2 separate regions of the Homo sapiens genome follow, and region 1 is linked to region 2. The links are chromatin loops, found by intact Hi-C in ENCODE. Cell type or tissue: chondrocyte. All regions are shown on one strand. Links, peaks and the distances in the headings refer to the core of each region. The heading gives the core; the rest is flanking DNA.

Evidence for each region. Peaks named below come from ENCODE experiments on the same cell type or tissue, not always from the same donor. Only the 100,000 strongest peaks of a DNase experiment are listed, where the experiment ranks them.
Region 1: a loop joins it to region 2, with 2.3 times the contacts of the local background. A loop is called at or near these places in 2 of 110 quality-filtered maps.

What each region holds. Positions count from the first base shown.
Region 1 is chr14:61,140,192-61,150,767 of GRCh38, reverse strand. No RefSeq gene overlaps it. Among named protein-coding and RNA genes, the nearest start is that of TMEM30B, 140 kb to the left of the region's middle. In chondrocyte, for the core only: a CTCF peak has its summit at 5,485; a DNase peak (open chromatin) is centred at 2,430.
Region 2 is chr14:61,020,636-61,031,211 of GRCh38, reverse strand. It overlaps SLC38A6 (solute carrier family 38 member 6), which reads right to left. Exons shown (of 16, transcript NM_153811.3): 6 at 689-767. Among named protein-coding and RNA genes, the nearest start is that of SLC38A6, 45 kb to the right of the region's middle. In chondrocyte, for the core only: CTCF peaks have their summits at 5,565 and 5,776 (motif pointing right); no DNase peak of the experiment used is centred there.

The DNA of each region.
Region 1 (10,576 bases), core at 1,224-9,223, 120 kb before region 2:
TAGGTACAAAGAAATACATTTTCAGCGTGCAATTTGATTGACTAAAGTAACTATGTATCAACAAAATCAAATTTTGACCATCTGAATATCTTTGTAGTAAATGAATGGCGTTTTAAGAAACCACAGGAAAAGGCAACATCCCATTCTGGTCAAGAATTTGGGTTCTGGAATAAACACACACAAGTTTATGCCCCAACTCTGCCATTTACTAGCTGGGTGATGCGGGGCAAGTTACCCAACTTCCTTGAGCCTCATCTGTGAAATGGGGGCAACAGAAGCTTCCTTGTAGAAGAATCCTTATGATAAGCATTTGAAGGGAAGTGTTTGGCACACTGCAGACTATGTTTCAAACACTAGTAACAGAAAGGCTACAAAATGTATAGTCTAGACAAGCAACAGCATCCTTTAAAAAGTTAAACTAGGCTGGGTGCAGTGGCTCACACCTATAATCCCAGCACTTTGGGGGGATCGCAAGCACTTGCTGAGGATAGCAAGACCCTCATCTCTACAGAAAGAAAAGACCTTCAGCTCTACAGAAAGAAAAGAAAAAAGAAAAGAAAAAGAAGGAGGGAAGGAAGGAAGGAAGGAGAAAAAAGAAAGAAAGAGAGGGAAAGGAAGGAAGGAAAGAAAGAAGAAAGAAAAAGAAAGAGAGGGAAAGGAAGGAAGAAAAGAAGAAAGAAAAAGAAAGAAAGAAAAGAAAGAGAAAGAAAGAAAGAAAGGAAAAAACAGAGAGAAAGGAAGGAAAGAAGGAAGGGAGGGAAGGAAGGTAGGAAGGAAGGAAATTAAACAAACTAAATAAAGATAATGGACATTATAGCATTACAGGCTATTTGTGTGTACTAACTGGTTTAGTTTGTATTCTTCAGAATAGTTAAAGGAATAAATCTGTTTTCCTCACTTTGCAGCTGACTACCCAGAGTTGCTCTACAGGAAGCAGCATGTTGCAAATCAACAACCACGTTCCAATGTGGGGCTCATCCACCGCCATTTGTTTTCTTGGCCCAGCCTCTTAGTTCGAGGGCCACTCCTCCCTGCCTGCCAGGCACAGCTACCTGTCACTAGATTTCAGTTTCATTCCCTCTGGCAAATGATTACTTATCTCTTCAAGCTCTCTCCCAGGGCAGAGCCTACATTTTCTGTCACCCTCATCACACCCTCCAAAATTGGTAAAAATCTATACATCCATTTTCACAAGATGTGGTAAAGTCAAAGAAACATAAACTTCACATCTAAAATACAATTTTGTTTATTTTGGAATCCATGTGATTCCAAAATCAGATTTTATGGGATCAATATTTATGAACTTTTAAATTATCGATAGCCTTGAGAATGAGGATTCGATTTTTATTTTTTTTCTTTGACATCTCCTGCATGTCTCGAGCTCTGGGCCAGCCATCTGTGTAACTGCAGACATTGCCTTCCACTTCAGCTGCTACTTCTTAGCCTTGGACCACTATCCTGTGAAATGAGAGGGCAGAGGCAGGATCCCTGGAGCCAAAGACGCAGGGGCAGTGGCCATATTCACCTCAAATGGACAAGCTCCTTCGGCTGGAGCATGGGTGCGCTTTAGCCTCCTTCCACCTATAGGGTTCTGAACCTGTTTGGGGTGGAGGGGAGTGCACCAACCACAGGTCCACACTAAAGCCCTCCGCCCCTTTAGACAGCTACAGCCACTCCCAGCCAAAGGCCAGGCCACTAAGGAGCCCTGAACACCACATCCTCTGGGGCCACACTTAGGAGGAAAGTTGTCTTCCCACAGCTGAAGCCATTGATAGGCTGAGCTAGCCCCTCTTCTATGATCAAAACTGTGTGTGTCTATTGGGCAATCAAATATCAATAGTGACTGAAACTCCCATTTCCTTCTAGCCCAAGCATGCTCTGCAACAGGGGAGGAAAGGGTGGCTATTGACTAAGTGTCTCCAAGGTGCTTTCACAAGATGCTTGGTGCTTTGTATATATTATCTCATTTAAATCACAACCACCATTGGAATAAGGCATTTTAATCCCCATTTCATGGCTGACAAAGTTGAGGTTCAGAAACGTTAAGTCATTTGACTGAGGTCCTGTGGATCACAAGTGGCAGGGTCCAACCCAAGAATGACTAGAATGTTCATAATCAGACTGCCGCAGCAGGCCAAGACGGGGTGGGCAGAGGGGGTGCCAACACTGCTCCATAATCCCACTCCTGATGAATGGACAGCCATCTATGTCAGGGTCACCGTGACTGGGTCTTTGTTCCAGTGCTGAATGCATGCACACACACCCACACACGTGCACACACACACACTCACATGCACCACAGGGTGCCGGAGTAATGTGGCTGTTTTGATCTGCTCTGAGGTTCCTAACTCAAGCACTGAAGTCCTGGGCTCGGCTTGAATTCAACCTGAGCCGAGAGCTGGCCAGGCCTCAGAAACGCGGGGCCGTCCATCACTTACGTCTCAGGTCTGCTCCTCGGAGAGCTGGAGTTGACCACAACTGCCTTGGCACAGTTCCACTGTGAGGGAGTCACAAAACTGGCATTTAAGTCCGGAGCGGAAAAAACACCCCAAGCTTGTTCGTTTTTCTGACAGGTGCTGGAGCCCATGAAAGGTCAGATTCCAGCTCACAGTCACATCCTGGCTTAGCCGGCTCCAGGCACACAAAGGCCTGTCTGTCTCGCCCCAGCGTGGGGAGTGGGGATGGAGGCCAAGGGCTTAAAATGGCCGCCTGATGGCCTGCTCCTGCTGATCCATTCCTTCACGCACATTGGCCTCAATGAAGCATTGGGAAACCCAGCTGCCAGGGATGTGTGAAATGGGAGGAATGAAGAAGAATGCAGGCTTTTTTCTTATTTGGAATTGCAAGAGATGTTAACCCCCCGGCAGCCCATGAATCCATGCCCTGACATCAGCCTGCTGTGGCTCATTTTGTAAGAGCCCCGGGGACACGTCTGTTTCATGTTCAAAGCCTTACCAGGCTGGAAAATTGAGTGAGAGCTGTCCCTCCAAGCCCTCAGCAAGGATGTTGGGAAACGAAGGAGTTTATTCTCTTCCTTGCTGGTGCATCAGGGATAGCTCAGAATCGCGGTGTTATTGGAACAGAGGGCGTGTGTTTAAATGCACGTAGCCACATGCTTTCATCCAGGAAGGTTTATTTTTGCAGCCTTTATGAAAACATCCTCCAATTCAAAATGGCTCCAAGGACCCACAGTCCTGTATTTTAAGTTTCTCACCAGCTGCTGTAGGCTGAGATTCTTTACCGCTTCTAACTTCTTCAAAAGATCTCACCACCCTCTCTTGTCACATGACTCCTTCCCCTCCCTCTCTGTCACCTCCCCATAACTTTACGCCAAATTATAATGCTGACAAGAAGCCAAGAGTTACAGCAGCTGCTGCACATCATCCTTGTAAAGAATCCTGGGTGATATTGATCATATAATAAAAACTTCAATTGACAGCTTCTTTTAAAATAACAAGCTCAGAGTACCAATACAATTCTTAAAACAAAAAACAAAAAAAAAAACTTGCTTTTGAAATTAAAAAACAGTGGTTTTGGAATAATTTTCTCCCCACCAGTTGAAAATCTCACCCTGACAAGAAACTTTCTCAGTAAAATAAGCTGTAGACTGGAAACTGGAGGCCTGGCCTCTTGTCACAGCTGTATCATGGAGTTATTCTGCATCAAATATGTTCATAGTCAGATGATGGGGAAGCCCCAGCTTTCTGAAGGGGTGATCACCAGCAAAAGACTGACTGCAGAGCTCTCCTATGTGTCCTGAATGTGTCCCCAATCCCTAAAAACCCTGTCCTTGCTGCCTTCTGTTAAGATTCCACCCCATCACCTCCACAAATGATTGACTCAATGAGCTTTTGCTCGCAGCCTATGTGAAAAGGTACAGTGTCCTTGGGGCCTGTCCCACAGCCACTCTGTAATTTCATGTCTCCATCTCTCAACAGGAAACACACTCATTCCCCTAGGAAGCATATTGATGATCACAACTACTATGTACATACATTGTGCTAAGTTCTTTTCAGGCACAGTCGTGTACTTTTTCCACCATTTTATGAAGTAGGTATGTTATAACCTATTTTGTAGAATGTATCCCATTTTATAGAAAAGGTGCCCGAGGCTCAGAAAGGCCCCCTGATATGGTGGAGCGAGCACACAAGTCCATATCAATCTGACTCCAAAGATTGTACTCTTAGCCACCACCCTGTAGGGCCTCCTAGCATAACTGGGACTATGAGGAATAAATACTCTCCAATAATTTTTTAAAGAGCACAGTAGAAATGCTTTCGTCAAAATAACTACCATTCGTTGGGCCTTCAGTACATGGTGGGAACTGCTAGGAGCTTTGTGTAAATCTCTTGTAACATTCTCATAGGGTAGGTATTCACGTTCCCATTTTACATGTTAGTGGCTTGATGACACCAAAGACAAAACAAAATCCTGGGCTCAATCCAGGAGTAAGAGACCTTGGCAATTCAGCTGGACGATGTACAGTGCAAATTTGGCAGCATTCAAAAGTCTTACTGCTACAGCTCTTTTATTATTATCAGAAATAATAACTATGGCATTTATTGAGCCTGGAATGCCACATGCTTTAGGGCTCCCTTCCTGGTAGGCTGTGGTCATGCTTTGGATATGTCAGCTTTCCAAAAATGTGGTTCCTGTGATTTCCAGACTGCCTGGGGCTCCGTGTGTGTGTGTGTGTGTTGGCACACACCCCATGATGTGTGTCTGTCACACTGCAGGGAGCTTTCCTTCATTTAAACAGCCAATTAAAACCCACTTTGGCACTTAACGCATGTCACTGCTTCTCGGCACTCAGCTGGCTTCCCAGCAGGCCTTTAATTTGATAAAGAGCTTCTAATAACGACTAACAGAGGGCCTGGTAAGTTAATTAAACCTTGCCCTTTATTTTGCTTTCAAGGTGTGCCTCCTCGTAAAAGCCCAAGTTTTGTGCTTGCAAATGACTTTAGACAATGTTCCATGCTTCAATGAGAAAAGTATGTCTGTCATGTCCTGGCAAGTTACTCTTAAAGTCTCAATTTCAGCATCATGTCAGGCTTTCACGGAGGCCAGAAGCAGATGGAAAAAAACCTCTGCACCCAATTGTAGGGAGGCCAGATTTAGCAATGGAAGATGAGTTTCCTCTGAGAGTACAACGCTGAAAGATGAGCTGGCTGTCATATCGAACTCCATTTATCCCATTTCTTTAAAGTAATCTGAGAGTCCAGATGGGTTGTATAAACAGAAGAGGAGGTTCCTGGGAGTTCACTAGCTTAATGAAGCCCGTATGTTTGACTCATGTAATAAGTATTTAATCATGCTGATGAAATTCATTTAAACTCCAGCCACACACGCTGTTGCTGAAGCCCTGATAATACCCTACATCACTCGTGCTGGCAGCACTGGAGCAAGACAGGTGACAAAGAAAATTGTGGCATTTCACAGGGTAAATAGGCTTTGGAGGGTCTGCAGGGGAAAGATAATGAGCCATGGGGGGCTGACTTGTTAGGCCATTGCCTCTGAGTCCTTGGAGCTCCCCTCTGTACGTGGCCATGGTGAGGTGCTAATGGCAGGGTAATAACTCACACATGCTTGCTTCTTCCTTTCTGAGTGATTGATGCAGAGAAGGTGTACCCATCAGGAAGCTTTCTGCTGCAAGTAACAGAAACCTCAACTCCACTAGCTTGAACAATCTGGAATTTTTCTGAATACATATTACCAGAAGTCCTAATATAAAGTGCTGTGAGACCTGGTTATTTCAGCAGCTTGAGCATATCCTCAAGGCCTCTGGTCCTTTCCCTATCTCTGTGCTGTACCTCATGATGTGGTCAGTTGTGGTCCCAGTCCAGAATATTTTCTGCTCATAGGCCAATGACTGCCAGTGATATGGTGATATGGTTTGGGTGTGTCCCCACCCAAATCTCATCTTGAATTCCCATGTGTTGTGGGAGGGACACAGTGCAAGGTAATTGAATCATGGGGGCAAGTCTTTCCTGTGCTGTTCTTGTGATAGTGAGTAAGCTTCATGAGATCTGATGGTTTTAAAATCTCTCTCTTTGCCTGCTGCCATCCATGTAAGACATGACTTGCCTTGCCTTATGCTATGATTGTGAGGCTTCCCCAGCCACGTGGAACTGTAAGTCCAATTTTCCTTTGTAAATTGCCCGGTCTCGGGTATGTCTTTATCAGTAGTGTGAAAACAAACTAATACAGTAAATTGGTGCTGAGAGCGGGGTGTTGCTGAAAAGATACCTGAAAATGTGGAAGCAACTTTGGAATTGGGTAACAGGCAGAGGTTGGAACAGTTTGGAGGGCTCAGAAGAAGACAGGAAAATGTGGGACAGTTTGGAACTTCTACACAGAAGTCGAGAATTGAGATTTGGGAACCTCCACCTACATTTCAGATGTATGGAAATGCCTGGATGTCCAGGCAGAAGTTTGTGTCAGGGGTGGGGCCCTCATGGAGAACCTCTGCTAGGGCAGTGCGAAAGGGAAATGTGGGGTCAGAGCCCCAACATAGAGTTCCTACTGGGGCACTGCCTAGTGGAGCCATGAGAAGTGAGCCACTGTCCTCCAGACCCCAGAATGGTAGAGCCACTGATAGTTTGCACCGTGTGCCTGGAAAAGCTGCAGACACTTAATGCCAGCCCATAAAAGCAGCCAGGAGGGAGGCTGTACCCTGCAAAGCCACAGGGGCTGGGCTGCCCAAGACCATGGGAACCCACCTCTGGCATCAGCATGACCTGGATGCCATGGAGTCAAAGGAGATCATTTTGGAGCTTTAGGATTTTACAGCCCTGCTAGATTTCAGACTTGCATAGGGACTGTAGCCCCTTTGTTTTGGCCAATTTCTCCCATTTGGAATGGCTGTATTTACCCAAGGCCTGTACCCCCACTGTATCTAGGAAGTAACTAACCTGCTGTTGATTTTATAGGCTCATAGGTGGAAGGGACTTGCTTTGTCTCAGATGAGACTTTACACTTCAGACTTTTGAGTTAATGCTGAAATGAGTTAAGACTTTGGGGACTGTTGGGAAGGCATGATTGGTTTTGAAATGTGAGGACATGAGATTTAGGAGGGGACAGGGGCAGAATAATATGGTTTAGCTGTGTCCCAAATCTCAACATGATTTCCCATGTATTGTGGGAGGGACCTGGTGGGAGGTAATTGAATCATGGGGGCAAGTCTTTCCTGTGCTGTTCTCATGATAGTGAATAAGTCTCATGAGACCTGATGGTTTTATAAAGGGGAGTTCCCCTACACAATCTCTCTCTTCACCTACTGCCATCCATGTAACACGTGACTTGCTCTCCTTTGCCTTCTGCCATGATTGTGAGGCTTCCCCAGCCATGTGGAACTGTAAGTCCAATAGCTTTCCTTTGTAAATTGCCCGGTCTTGGGTACATCTTTATCAACAGCATGAAAATGGACTAATACAGATGGGATCACCATGATTGACTATTATCTCTGAGTGGCAATGGGGCAGTGTTGGTTCAAAGCCAGCTCCCACCAGCTCATGCAAGCTGATAGTGCACATCTCCTCCCAGCTTTGCGTTTAGTGACTTCATGTTGGTAGCTTGAAATTGGGCATGATGGGCAACACCACAGGAATTGGCAAACACTACATAGCAGGGCTTTTTCTCCTGAAAAGCCAGTTGGCAAACATTTACCTGCATATCACTGTGACAAGGTCACCTTCCTTATGGCTGGATGCCAGAATAAAACCAGGGTTCTTCTAGCAAGAGAGAAAAATGGTAAGGACATTCAGAATGTGCAGTAGACAGGGGAAACTATTCCTGACCTTCTTTTGACTAAAAAGCTGTCTGCTGTGCCAGCAAAAATTCATGTACCAACCTGACCAAGCTTATCCATGGATGGGACTACCATTCTGATGTTTGTCTTGCTCTGAATGTCTGCTTGTCACCTGCTTAGGGTTATTGACCGTGATTCTGGAAATCATTTTTGTTATACATGACCCCTCTGACTTTGTGGTTTTCTCTACTGGATTAACAATGATAGCCATAGGTGCTTTTTTGTTGTCCTTACTGCAATGACAGCCCTGTATAAAGTTATAGTCAACAAGAACTTGCAGAAAACCATGAGGCCAAGACTAGGAGTGATACGAAGGAGCAGAGGTCCCCAAGGCACTACAGAGCCTTCCATGACTCAGTCGCTGATCAACAGCACCTTGTTGTAGCTGTACATTGAAACTGGATATCTTCACGGCTTTGGAACTTTTAAGTCTCCTGAGCATTGTTTTTAAATACAAATAAAATCTGGCTTTAAAAAAAAAGAAAGAAAGAAAAAGAAAAGCATCTGTGCTCTTCACAGCCCTGCCTCCCCATACACACCCATCTCCATGGGTTCTGCACTCCTGATGTGTTACCTCCCTGAAAGCAGGGTTGCATAGCTTTTATACCCACTTAGTTACAGATATTGCACTTGGTAGACCCCCACTTCTAACACACAAGAATACACACAGTTGCCCCTCTCCAAGCACACACACCCTTCCTGCCCATTTTGATGGGAGACAGAAAATCACCAAGCCTTGGAAAGTAGGTTACAGGGGGTGACTCCCCCCACCCAATGCCAACCAGTGATGGGTGAATGGTGGGCATGGAGGGCAGAGGAGCCCCTGATAGAAGTGGTTCCTGGAACAATATCAGATGTTTCCCCTTCTCCCATTCCCACAGCAATGTGTCTCCCCCTCTTTCTCCTGGAGGAGAAGGTTTGGCCAAACAAGGATAAAGTTCTTGGTGGGAGAACTCTTTTTTTTTTTTTTCTGGGGGAGACAACATCTCCCCCAGAAAGGCTTGGGTTGCCCTCTGCTCATTCTCTTTGGAAACATAGCACTCGCAGTCTGAGGAAGACTGAAGCAACTTACAAATGGGAGAACCCAAAGTACCCTCAAAAGTGTCCTAAAAGAGCCTGCTCAAGTAGGAAGCACTTGTCTTGTTGGTTGGCTTCATTTTTCTTTCTTTCATTTTTGTTGCTGTTGTTTTTGTTTTGAGATAGGGTCTGGCTCTGTCACCCAGGCTGGAGTGCAGTGGCAAGATCATGGCTCGCTGCAGCCTTGATTTTCTGCGCTCAAGCAATCCTCCCACCTCACCGCCCAAGTAGCTGGGACTACAGGTACACACCACCAAGCCCAACTGGCTTCATTTTTCTACCAAAATTAAAAAACTTCTCTAAGAAGCTTTTGATTTCTTTTCAGCTAAAATGATTCTCCACACTTAGTGGGCATCACAGTCACCTAGGAGAGTCTGCTAAGATGGCAGTTTCCTGGGCTGTTCTTCTGGTAATCTGGTTCAATAGTTAGGGTGCTGGGACCAGAAACCTGCACTTTTAGCAGGCATTCTCCGCCACCCCTGACCCCACCTCTCAGTGACTCTGAGGCAAGTTGTCTGAGAAGCCCTTCCATGAATGGGAATAAAATGTTCCCTTTGGTGGTCTAATCCAGAAGTTGGCAAACTGCAGCACACTAGCTAAGAAAGGCTTTTATAGCTTTGAATGGTTAAAGAAGTCAAAAGATTATCTTGTAATATTAAAATCATGCAAATTTCAAATTTCAGTGTTTCTAAATAAAGTTTTATTGGAACACAGCCACACTCTGATTATGTCATGTTTGTGGCTGCCCTCACACTATAGCAGCAGAGTTGAGTCATTGTGATGGAGATCATATGGCCTGCAAAGCCTGAAATATTTACTATCTGGCCCTTTATGGAAAAAGTCTGACAACCCCTGGTCTAACATGTTCCATTATCTCTCAATTCCCTGGCAGGAGGGCTTCCAATGAGTTAGTTCTGAGCCACTGACCACATCAGAGCCTTGCAGCCTTAGTAATAGTCTGCAGCTTTATGTCATTTGGCTCAAGGACTGAAAACAATGGCCAGGTGTCTTTCTGAGTGCAAAAGAGCCCTAGAGAGATGACGACTAGAGCAGGTAGTGGTGTGTTTCTTAGTGATATGCTGCAACCCACCCCAACCAGTAACCATTGTGCCATGATCCATGGAGCGTTGACTCCGTCCACAGCATGTGCATGCCCATGGCAGGGTCAGTGGGAAGTGGATGCAAACACACACATCTCATGACCCCTGCCCCCCTGGAACTTATACTTTAGCTGAGAAGAAAACACAGAGGACTTCTAGGCAGGGCAAAAATAGTGGTGGCTCCATTTCAAGCTGTGGGGCTTTTCTCAAATCAGTTCAGGAATGTGTTCAAACATTTACCATCCCAGGTCAAAACTCTGTGAAGTCAGTGTCCTCCATGAAAGAGGAAACCACGAAGGAGAGCTTCCAGGACTGCAGGCCTTGCCTTGTGACCCTGGCAGGTCCCATCCAGGCAGTATATGTTGGCAGAATGCCTCTGATGAGTAGGGCCCAGCATGGGAACTTAAGTAAGAAGGGCACTTGGAGAGAGGGCTGAGCCAAGAGGACAGAAAAACACACAGAGAAGGTGATCTTGAGAAGAGTAGCAGCGGGGAGGACATGGAAGCGGGGAAGGGGAGGATGGGCGAAAAGAATGGCTCACCTCCTGGTGGGGTTGGGCTGGGGTGTTTAGGCTGAGAAGGTAGGGTCGGTC
Region 2 (10,576 bases), core at 1,655-9,654:
TTCTAGAATGTTCTTGTTCTACACAGTGAAAAGTACAATTAATTTTGTTTTTTCCCTATAAAGAGGTGAGTCAAAAATGTAAGATGCATTTTTTAAAGAAAGATAAAAGAGATACAATGTAGTTTAGTATTGTTTATAATATTGTTCAAAAACAGGAAATGAAACAATTAAGTCCTTGCAAATAATTTATTTTTTTGCCATGGTATATAATAGGAATTTCAAACAGGTATAGTTGTAACTGCCACATTTTTTATCACTATGATTTGCTGAGAAATGACAGCAATATCATTCACTCCCCTCCTTTGTTTAAGACCCGTACTGTCAGTATATTCAACCTTCTCCCATCCCCAACCTGTGTCTTGCATATCCCCAGAAATTTACCCTTTATTCCTCCTTAAGAGCATCTCAATCTCAGACCTGTCTTAGCCTATCTCACACCCCCAAGGAATGCAAGGATTATATCTGGTGCTTCATATGGTTCACAGAACAGCGCTTTCATATGGGTAATCAAACATTGGCTGAGTAGTTTCTATTCTATTACTGCTTCACTTCTGCCTAATTTGTAACTGTCTTGAGGGCAAGGACTACATTTATTTTACCTGCCACTACAAGTATTGCCATTTACAGCTTAATACATATTTATCAAATTAATACATGAACGGACACAATGTAAAATACTTTTTCTTACCTACTATAGTCTCCAGTCAAAAATTCTGCAATAGCAGCAGGAAGCTCTGTTTTAATAATTAAAAGATAAGATGACATAGCTGCAAAAGAATAAATAGTGTTCCTATTAGAATTCTATGATTCTTAACCATTTAAACAATAATCCATCTAGGAAAAGAGATGTCCATTAGAGCTATGACAACATATGGAAGATTAACATATAACACACTATACCAAAGATACATACACACACACACACACACACACACACACACACACACAGAAAAGTAACTGTAGAGAAGAATAACAATTGTTAAGTTCATTAAGTATCTTTTGTTTACATTTCAAGTCCAAAGCAAACTAGGTAAGAGAAACAGTCTTGATTACAGGCTACTTTTAAATGAAATTTTGTACAAAGTTTTACAAAAACTCTCTTATATGTTATCACTCCGTCTAAGGCATTAGAGGTTAGTTTAGCAACAACAGACATAGACACAGAAGTTTAATAGGTATGGCTAGTAACTGGATTATCTGTTCCTTCTTACTAGAGAAAGATGCCTCCCCACAACAGAGAAGTCTCATTCCCTCTGTCCCTTTCTTTTCCTCTCTCTACTACCCACCCCTGCATTATGAACACATATAATTATAGGATAAAAAAGAATACATAATGAATTACATTTAAAATTAGTCTCTAAAAAGATTAGAGAAAGTTCAATATAAACCATTAAATATATTAAAAAGACAAAACTTCCAACTTTTATTCCATTTTATTAACAGGGTTCATCTATATTATGTAATCATAACCTGAAGCTAGCATTATTTCTCACATTTAATCTAACAGAGTCCGATAAATAACTACCTTTTATAGCACTTTAATAACGATCCTAATTCTGATGTAGCTATAAAAACAAATTCTATAAAAATACTAGGAAAAGTTTTAATATGGTTACAGAATACAGAACTCATTCATATGTAAATACTTGAGTTTAAGCTTAAATATATAGAAACTCAGAAGATTTGTAGTCAGAACTTCAATTTAACAGAGTAAGATTCTCTTTCCTCCCAGAGATTATGTTTGTGTGTATGTGTTGGGGCCAAAAAGGAAACGCCCATGAAGAACAAAGAGTGTTTGGGAGGCCAAGGCGGGCGGTTGACGAGGTCAGGAGTTCGAGACCAGCCTGGCCAACATGGTGAAATCCTGTCTCTACTGAAAATACAAAAATTAGCCAGGCGTGGTGGCAGTTGCCTGCAATACCAGCTAACCTGGGAGGCTGAGGCAGGAGAATCGCTTGAAACTGGAAGGCGGAGGTTGCAGTGAGCCGAGACTGCACCACTGCACTTCAGCCTGGGTGAAAGAGCAAAATTCCACCTCAAAAAAAAAAAAAAAAAAGAATAAAGAGTATACTTTGTGTGCACATTAATTTTATTACTTATTTATATATCAGGAAACATTTCACTTTCTCCTTACAAAACTTACAAAAGCTAAGAACAAAAATGAAAGTCAAGTTTCAATGGCAAAAATCTGGGGAAAAATTGATTAAAAGGCTCAAATAGTTTAAGAAGAATGTATATTTCTCAATCAACATCATTTGAAAGGAGCTGAACTTCATGATTACAATGCTATGTGACCATTTAACTTGAGGAAAAAAAGGATACATGCTACTTTGCGTGTAAATTTGTATGGAGATAGATAATACTATAGACACAAAAACATACACTCTCAATTTTTTTTAGTAAAATAACATGTATTTATGTCAAAGTAAAATTTAGAACAGTTAAATAATCACTTCTCTGTGATGAAAATATACATATACATATTTTTTCAGTTTACAACGATTTCTTTTTCCCTAGCAGAAGTACAGCTATGTCTCAGTGGGTTGACTAAAATCCACTGAGACATTTCTGCAAAATCTTTTAGTTATGGGGTATTACAACTGATTGTATGTGAAAATGTGTTCTGTATTGTTCATATTCTCGTAAGGAAAAATGCTATCAATTTGGCACAGAACAGAAGGAAGGTTTAGACTAACCTTCTCCATTCAAGGATTTGGAGTTTTTATAATATTTTACCGATTCCAAAGAACTCTACACATATGGTGCAAAGATAAAAATTGTGAACTGAATTTTCTGAAACCGGCCTAGACTTACTTAAATATATCTTGTGAGAGAGACAGAAAAGAAAAAAGACAAAATACTTTGAAAACAAGGAAAGCAGACTTCCTATAAAATGTAATTTATTATCTGCCCATCTTTCTTTCTTGCTTGGATTAATCCAACACCACATGCATTTCTAAAGTTTCAGACATTCATCTCTTTCAGTAATTTTCTATTATTTCTTTTGGACCTTTAGCTGTAGAAAGCTTCAGTGAATATGAGATCCTATTTCTTTCTAATATAATATCTGTCATTCTTTCCAGAATTTCTATTAGCCCCTGGCTAATCATCTGATCACTTTTATCCTTTGTTGTACCCTCAACTCTTTGGTTTTCAAATGGGAGTACTATTTCATTAGATTCCAGTCTGAAGAATCATGTATATTTTAAGAAATATGAACTCACCAAACGTGTTTCTCTCTCAAAGAAGACCTCACATACAAGATACAAATATAATAAAACATGCAAAACATTGCTTCTTTTCTAGAGAATGTTAGTATATATTTTAAGAGTATACAACCACAGAACTTACTATAGGGGAAAACCCACACGGATTAAGCCAGTAAAACAAAGGCCACCACCATTCTATTCACTATGAAAATTATTTTTTTCTTAATCACAAGTAAACTTTCATGTAAGAACTAGCTAGCACTTTAACACATTATATTATATATAATACAGAAAAGAAACAAAAAGATTACCAAATACACATTAAGTTAGGAAATATATCTTAATTAAATTCATACAAAAGAACAATCAGCTCAATAAAATGAACTGGAAAAGTTTTAAAGATATACTATTGATAGGAATGCTCATATTGCCTTTGTTTTTAACTAAAAGGTTTACTAGATCAAATAGCTGTCTGCCACAGTTTTTGTCTTATGTCTTTTATAAATGGCATAAGAAAGTGTTTAAGCACTTATCTTACAGACCAATCATAAGCAAAAATTTGCAAATGATTTTGGGTGACATGGACACCTAGTATAGATTCCTAAAACAAGACACACCATGTTCTACTCTAAATTAATAGCTGCAACTGGGTCATCCACAAGAGCCATGCATATAGTTAAGTGGCCCCAAACCACCAAAGCCAAAATCAGTGCCAGAAGATATACCTTGATGTCAGGTATTCAGCCATTATAAATCACTTAGTTTTAGCACATTAACTAAATAGGTATTCTTTTCTACTTAATTTTAAACTAATATAACTCATTTAATAGAAACTTCTCTGGGAAAAAATAAAACATCTGTCAACTGAAAACACAGAAGTTGAAAGCACTCTTTAAAAACAACATGGAGAAGCAACAGTAATATTAAAAAGTGACTAAAATGGGGTAAAATCTGATTAGGTAATAGCAAGTTGCAAGGTGTTAATATCTGCTGATCTAATTATAAAGTGAAATAAATGAATTGGGCCCGGGAGGTTGAGAGGAGAGATGTTAGAAACACAGAAACAGGGAAGGGACTCTGGGCAGAGATCCATGAAAACAGCTAACATCTTTGTTTTTTAGATGCCTACTGTATGCTTGGTAGTATTCTACACAAGTTATTTCCTCACTTAATCTTTACACAAACCTGTGAGGTACATATTACTTATTTCACAGAATATAAGGAAGCACAAAGAAGTAACTTGCCCAAGCTAGTGATGGTGCAAACAGCCCGCCTGGGTTGAGAAACTCGTTCTATTAACTAGTATGCCATGAGAAAGTGCAGGAGCAAAGTGAAAAAGTAAACCAACAAAACAAAGACAAATAAGGAAAGTCTACCAGAAGTACCACTCTTCAGAATTATTTTTCTTTTTTAAATCAGTATTTAAACAAACTACTTTTGAATGCTGAGATTAACAGTTGACTTCAAAGGAAATGAATATCACAGAGAACATTAGTCAGAAGCTTTAGTAACACTTAGAATTTTCATTTCATCTTGAGATATATTTTCAATGTATTTCATTTTTCAGTATTGGAGCTCCTTTGGTGATGTGATTAGTTCAAAATTCATGGAGTTTCATGATGAGATTCTATTGCATCTACTGCTATGACTCTACTGTATTTACGGCTGTGATTGTAGTTCTGAAGAGGAAGTTTCCTATTCTCACGTATTTGAAATATTAACACTCCACTGAAATCCAAAAAATAAAAATCAGTCTCTGTGCTTCCAAATACTGTATTCTTATGAGTTATTTTTCGCAGCACTCTGAAAATGCTTCCCAAGTTGTCGTTATTAAGCATACAAACTTAAAAAAAACAAACCAACCCTAATTGGAGTTTGGGCCTAAGACATCATTACAGTTTATGAAGATAAGAATCTTTTTTGTTAAACATGTAAAATATATGTATGAGGACAGAATTACTTACAGCTATTTTTAAAACAGAATTAGGTTTTCAGCACTTGGGGGAAGTTCAGCAATTCTTAAAGGATTACTCAGCCCTAAACAAACGGATGTGCTACGGGGAAAAAATAAGTTTGCCTTTCTGTCTCAGAGAGATTCAATTTTATTTCAAACATGTTTTTAGTCATGGATACTAACTGGTTTATTCTATTCAATGTGTCTCATTAATCTGGTGGTCCCACAAAATATCTAAATGCCACTGAAGTTCTATATGCACTCAAATAGTACAGAACACATGCATAAATGAAAATCAAAATATATGGGGGAAAATGCTCCCCCATGACCCTAGAAAAAAATGTATATCTTTGTCTTATCATTTTCAGGATCTTAAATTTGATTAAAAAATGACCAAAATATCTACTGTTCTGAAAATTTTATAATTTTCAATAGAAATTACTATGAAAAATATTTTCAAAACCTTAAAAAAGATACACTACCAGTAAATGTTGTCAAATGAAGTGCTTGTGAAAAAGACTCTCCAAATTTCCTGTACCTCTCCTATTCTAAGGCAGTGCTTTCTAGAATTTCTAGACAAGTCTCAAGAAAGCTGCAGTTTCACCACAGATAAACTGACCAGCAGATGGCGATGTATCTGCGCGCCCAATCCTAGTTTCCCAAGAGACAATACAAACTAGTATATCTGAAACACTCTTAGTACTTTACTAGCCTACCAAAAAGTAAATAAATAAAATGCATGAATGAATATACAGGAAGAAAGCAAATCCAAGTAGTTTCTAGCATCTAATATTGTGAATTTTTCAAATACTGAGAATTTGAGATTTTTATAATTCTCAATTGAAAATGATCTTATTTATACCTTTCTGAGATTTAGAAATGGGGTTACCCGAGTCCATAGATTACCAAACTGAGGTGTTAATAAAGGCTGCAAGAGTAAGGTGTGTGGATTCTGTGCCAGACTGAAACATCTGGGTCATTCTAGCAATTTCAGGAGGTTTCAGTAAGACTACTAATGTTTATGGTTTTCCTTTCACAAAACGTAGTAATGATTAAATTTTTAATCTCCTTTAAAGAACTGGGGCTTTGAAGAATTAAGGAAAGCATATGCTATTCATAGTAATCCTTCATATTTATAAGAGCAAAATAAGAATATAACATCCCCCTAGGAGCTACTCATCTTTCCACATTTTGAATTGGGCAAGTTGTGAAACCAGAAATAACATCAATTGACTTCACTGTTATCATGTGCTTGTAAGAGTTAATAAGACTTTTTCTGGCTTGACTAAGAAGATGATTGGGATGTAGTGTTTGATTTCTAGTGATAATTCTAGCCTACTGAATGGTTTACTTCAGGAGTTCAAATGAATGTGAAACCAACTACTTACCTTAGTTTTTAAGAAAAGAATCACATAATACAACACTGTTACAGGAACTATGTGAAAACTACCTTATACTTACTTTCTACTACAGTTATTAATCTTTTATCTTTAGTTAGGCTGCCAAATTCAAACTCTCTAAGCCAGAATTGTCCCCTATAACAGCATTAAATGTTAAAACTTCCAGACACATCTTTTCTGACTTTGGGTCCCAGTAGCAGTGGCTCTCAACAAATGCTACTCCAGCACCTGAGGAAATGGGCTGCAGAGGGTTACCTCTGGCTCTAGCCAATGTTGAGCCTGTTATTCATTAGTATTGGGAAGATATCAGGAATTGCTTTTAAGTAGTAATTTACTATATGGTTCCCAAATTTCCAAAGCCAAGGATTTCTATAACCTTAGAATAAGAGTGTTAAATCTAGTGTGTTGCATTTTTTTCCATTATAAAATTTAGAGATTTACAGACAGTAGATTTTTTCAATCAATTTGTCAGACCACACTAGAGCCTTGTGACTAATACTTGGTGCCTGATTAATCTTGGGGGAGAAAAACGATTTTCTGTGAAGTTCTAACAGTAGACGCTTTCCTAAAAACTATATGCTCACTTACATATACTGGGCTTTCTCTTCCTGGTCAATCAACTCTCTTTTTGCTCTTGAAGGAGTACTAAGCCAGGTCACTAGCTTTTCCCCCTCTCCCCTCTTAGTCCTTTCTTTCTTCCTATAATAAATGTTATTTACTAAATGTATACTATGTGCTAAGTACTAGGGATGTAAATAAATGAGCACATTAATTTGATTTATGGAATATGGAAATGTGGGAAATAAACTGGGTCTTTGGCGAAAGACACATGAAACAAATATTGATCAAGGGCAATCCATGGTCATTTTGCTTTTAAAGGCCTTCCATTTCAATTTTTTTCATGGATTCACCACAGGAATTGTATCTCATGAAAACTGAGAAGTATTTAAATGTTACAAAGAATAAGAGAGTTAAGAAACATTAAGATATGATTTTCTTAACCTGAAAATAATAGATATTTTACATATATGTGTGTGTGTGTGTGTGTATATATATATATTATTATTATTATTATTATTATTATTTTTGAGACAGTTGCCCAGGTTGGAGTTCAGTGGCGAGATCTTGGCTTACTGCAACCTCCGTCTACCGGGTTTAAACGATTTTCCTGCCTCAGCCACCTGAGTAGCTGGGACTTACAGGCACACAACCCCAAGCCTGGCTAATTTTTTGTATTTTTAGTAGAGACTGGGTTTCACCATGTTGCCCAGGCTGGTCTCAAACTCCTGAGCTCAGGCAATCCTCCCACTTTGGCCTCCCAAAGTGCTAGGCTTACAGGCGTGGGCCTCCACACCCAGCCTATTTCAATATATTGTTAACCCATTTTACATAAATGAGATCTAACTCTCCCCAGTATTTTGAACTTTTAAATTTTTATATAATTCTAAACTAGAAGTCATTCTATGGTCTTTCAAGTTTCTTTTTTTATCACTTACATAGTATATTCAATTGTCTCTTTGAGGCAAAATCTTAGGCTTTTAAGCAGAACTTTAAAAACTGTCCAATTCATTCAACAAATACTACTTATTGAGCTCTTCTCAGAAACTAGGTAAAGTTAGGAAAACAAATAAAAACACATAGTTCCTGTCCCCAAGAAGTTAGAAAATCTTCAACATTTAATCTTTTCACATTTTTCAAACATTTGCTATATCATAGCAGAAAGAATAAAGGCCAACTGAGCAAGGTTTGAATCCAAGCTTCATTATGGGATAAATGTGAGCAAGCTACTTATCTCCACTGCACACTGATCTCTTCTCTATAAAATGAAGATAATATCTATATTGAAGAGTTGTTATAATTAAAGTATCTAGTAGAGTGCTTGACCTAAATAGAATCTATTACATTATTTTTCAGTTTTAATGTAAACAACCACTGCAAAAGTCAGATAATTTATACTAACAAACATTCTTTTAAAAAAAAGTTATCTGAACTACATTATTTGCAGACAGGCACTTAAGATGTGTAAAAATTCAATCTGATTTACACTTAATATAATCTTTTAAATATCCAATATATTTCCAATTAATAAAGAAAATAATCAAAATCCATTTTAATGAAGTAACATTGGTCATTGTACGATTAACTTATTTATTATAATAAAACTGTATATATATATATATACTTATTTAATATAATGACACAGTATATTAAATATCCTCCCAAATAAGTATGTTGTTTGCAAGCATACATGGACTAGAAGTTCCACAGATTCTGTATATATCAATCAAGAAACTACTTTTTAAGGCTAGGGTTCCTAGACTTTAACCTAAGAGGAGGTTCTAAAGGGTAGTCCTAAGAACTGAAGTTCCCTTTTGCTTAGTGACAAAAAATAGCATCCATGAATGCTTTTAGGGCAATAGTTATTGATTTGTTAAAGATACCTAAGAAAGGGCCAAATCATCTTTTGAACCAAGTATAACCCTCGCATTGAACTTTCCTGTAATAAAATACGTTAATACGTTAAAATAATTAATATGCCTCCCAATGTGCCAAATTTGAATTCAAATTTTGGGGTAAGAAGGGACCTTAAACTCCCTGCTTCCCACTCTACCGTCCAACAATTTAACAAAGAGGGAACTGAAGCCAAGACAGTGAGAGTGAGGGATTTCCACAAGACACATGGCTACCCAATGGCAGAGACTGGAGTAGACAGAATTCAAGGTATCTGACTTCCAATCTAGTGTTCTGCTCACAAGAGCAAGCTTCCAATTCTATTATAATAAAGAAATGGTTTATGTACATCTGGCTACGAAAAAAGACAGAAAAAACTCTGAAAATATGTATTTGGTTATTACTGACTGGGCACTTAATACACTTTTAACCAATGTGAAGAAAATCATGAGGATATCATTCTAAAAACTAAATAAGCATTACTAGCTTTTCTAAATTTAAGGGACATTAAAAACTGCTGTGACCACTCTAAATCACCTTTTTAAAAAAAAGTTCTAAAATAAGCAAGCAAGCAAACCAACAAAATTAAGAGTTGGGAAAACTCATGATTTATCCACCTCCAAATGCAAGAATCCTTTCTAGAATTCTGGCAACTGACCAACCAGCTCTGTTTGAATGTTTTCAGGGCTAAGGAGCATTTTCAAAGGGATGTAGGCCATCCTCATTATCACACAGCTTAGTTACAAGGGTACTCCGAATAAGAAAACCCAAAACAGCTTCTCTGTAGATTTCTATACATTAGCACCAGTTCTGCCCTCTGGAACAATACTTGAATTAGTCTAGTGTCTTTTTTATATTTCATGTTCAGTCTTTCAAATACCTGAAGCTAGATGCCGGTCTAGCATTTCCCTTTTCTCTTCTTGATAAATATATCTAGAATATTTAAGGTACTTAGAAAGAGATTATACAAATCATTTCAGCTCTATTCTGCTCAACAAGTTTATCAATTCCCAGGTGTAATAGGTGCTGGGAGTACAAAGAGAAATGAGGCATACTTTTGAGCTAAAGGAACTTAACAATATAGTGGGGTACAGGAGCATACATACAGAGAAGTTAAATCTAGTAGCAGCCAAGTGCTACAGTATAGCCATCTCCAATAACAGTTATAAACAAGATTAGAGAACAAGGAAGGAATCAAGGTGAAAGGGACAAAGAATACAACAGTGGGCCTTGTGCCAGGGTCACAAATTTGGATCTAAATTGCTGAACTGAACAGTCTACATAAACTGTTAAACAATGGTTCAATCTAACCTAAACAATATGTGATAGTTCTTAGAATCTATACAGAGAGGATAAAGAGGGATTAAAAATATAAAAATATACATCATATTCAGAAACATTATCAGTGCACAGTTAAGCAATACTTAGTTGCTAAATAAATTATTCCAAAATAGATCTTAAAATCAATGACTATAATAAATTCATAAATGAAGAGACTGGTTTTCTTGACTTTCTACTGTGAAGTGTGAAGTAGTGTGTGTTAGGAGAAAATTATTTGGTAT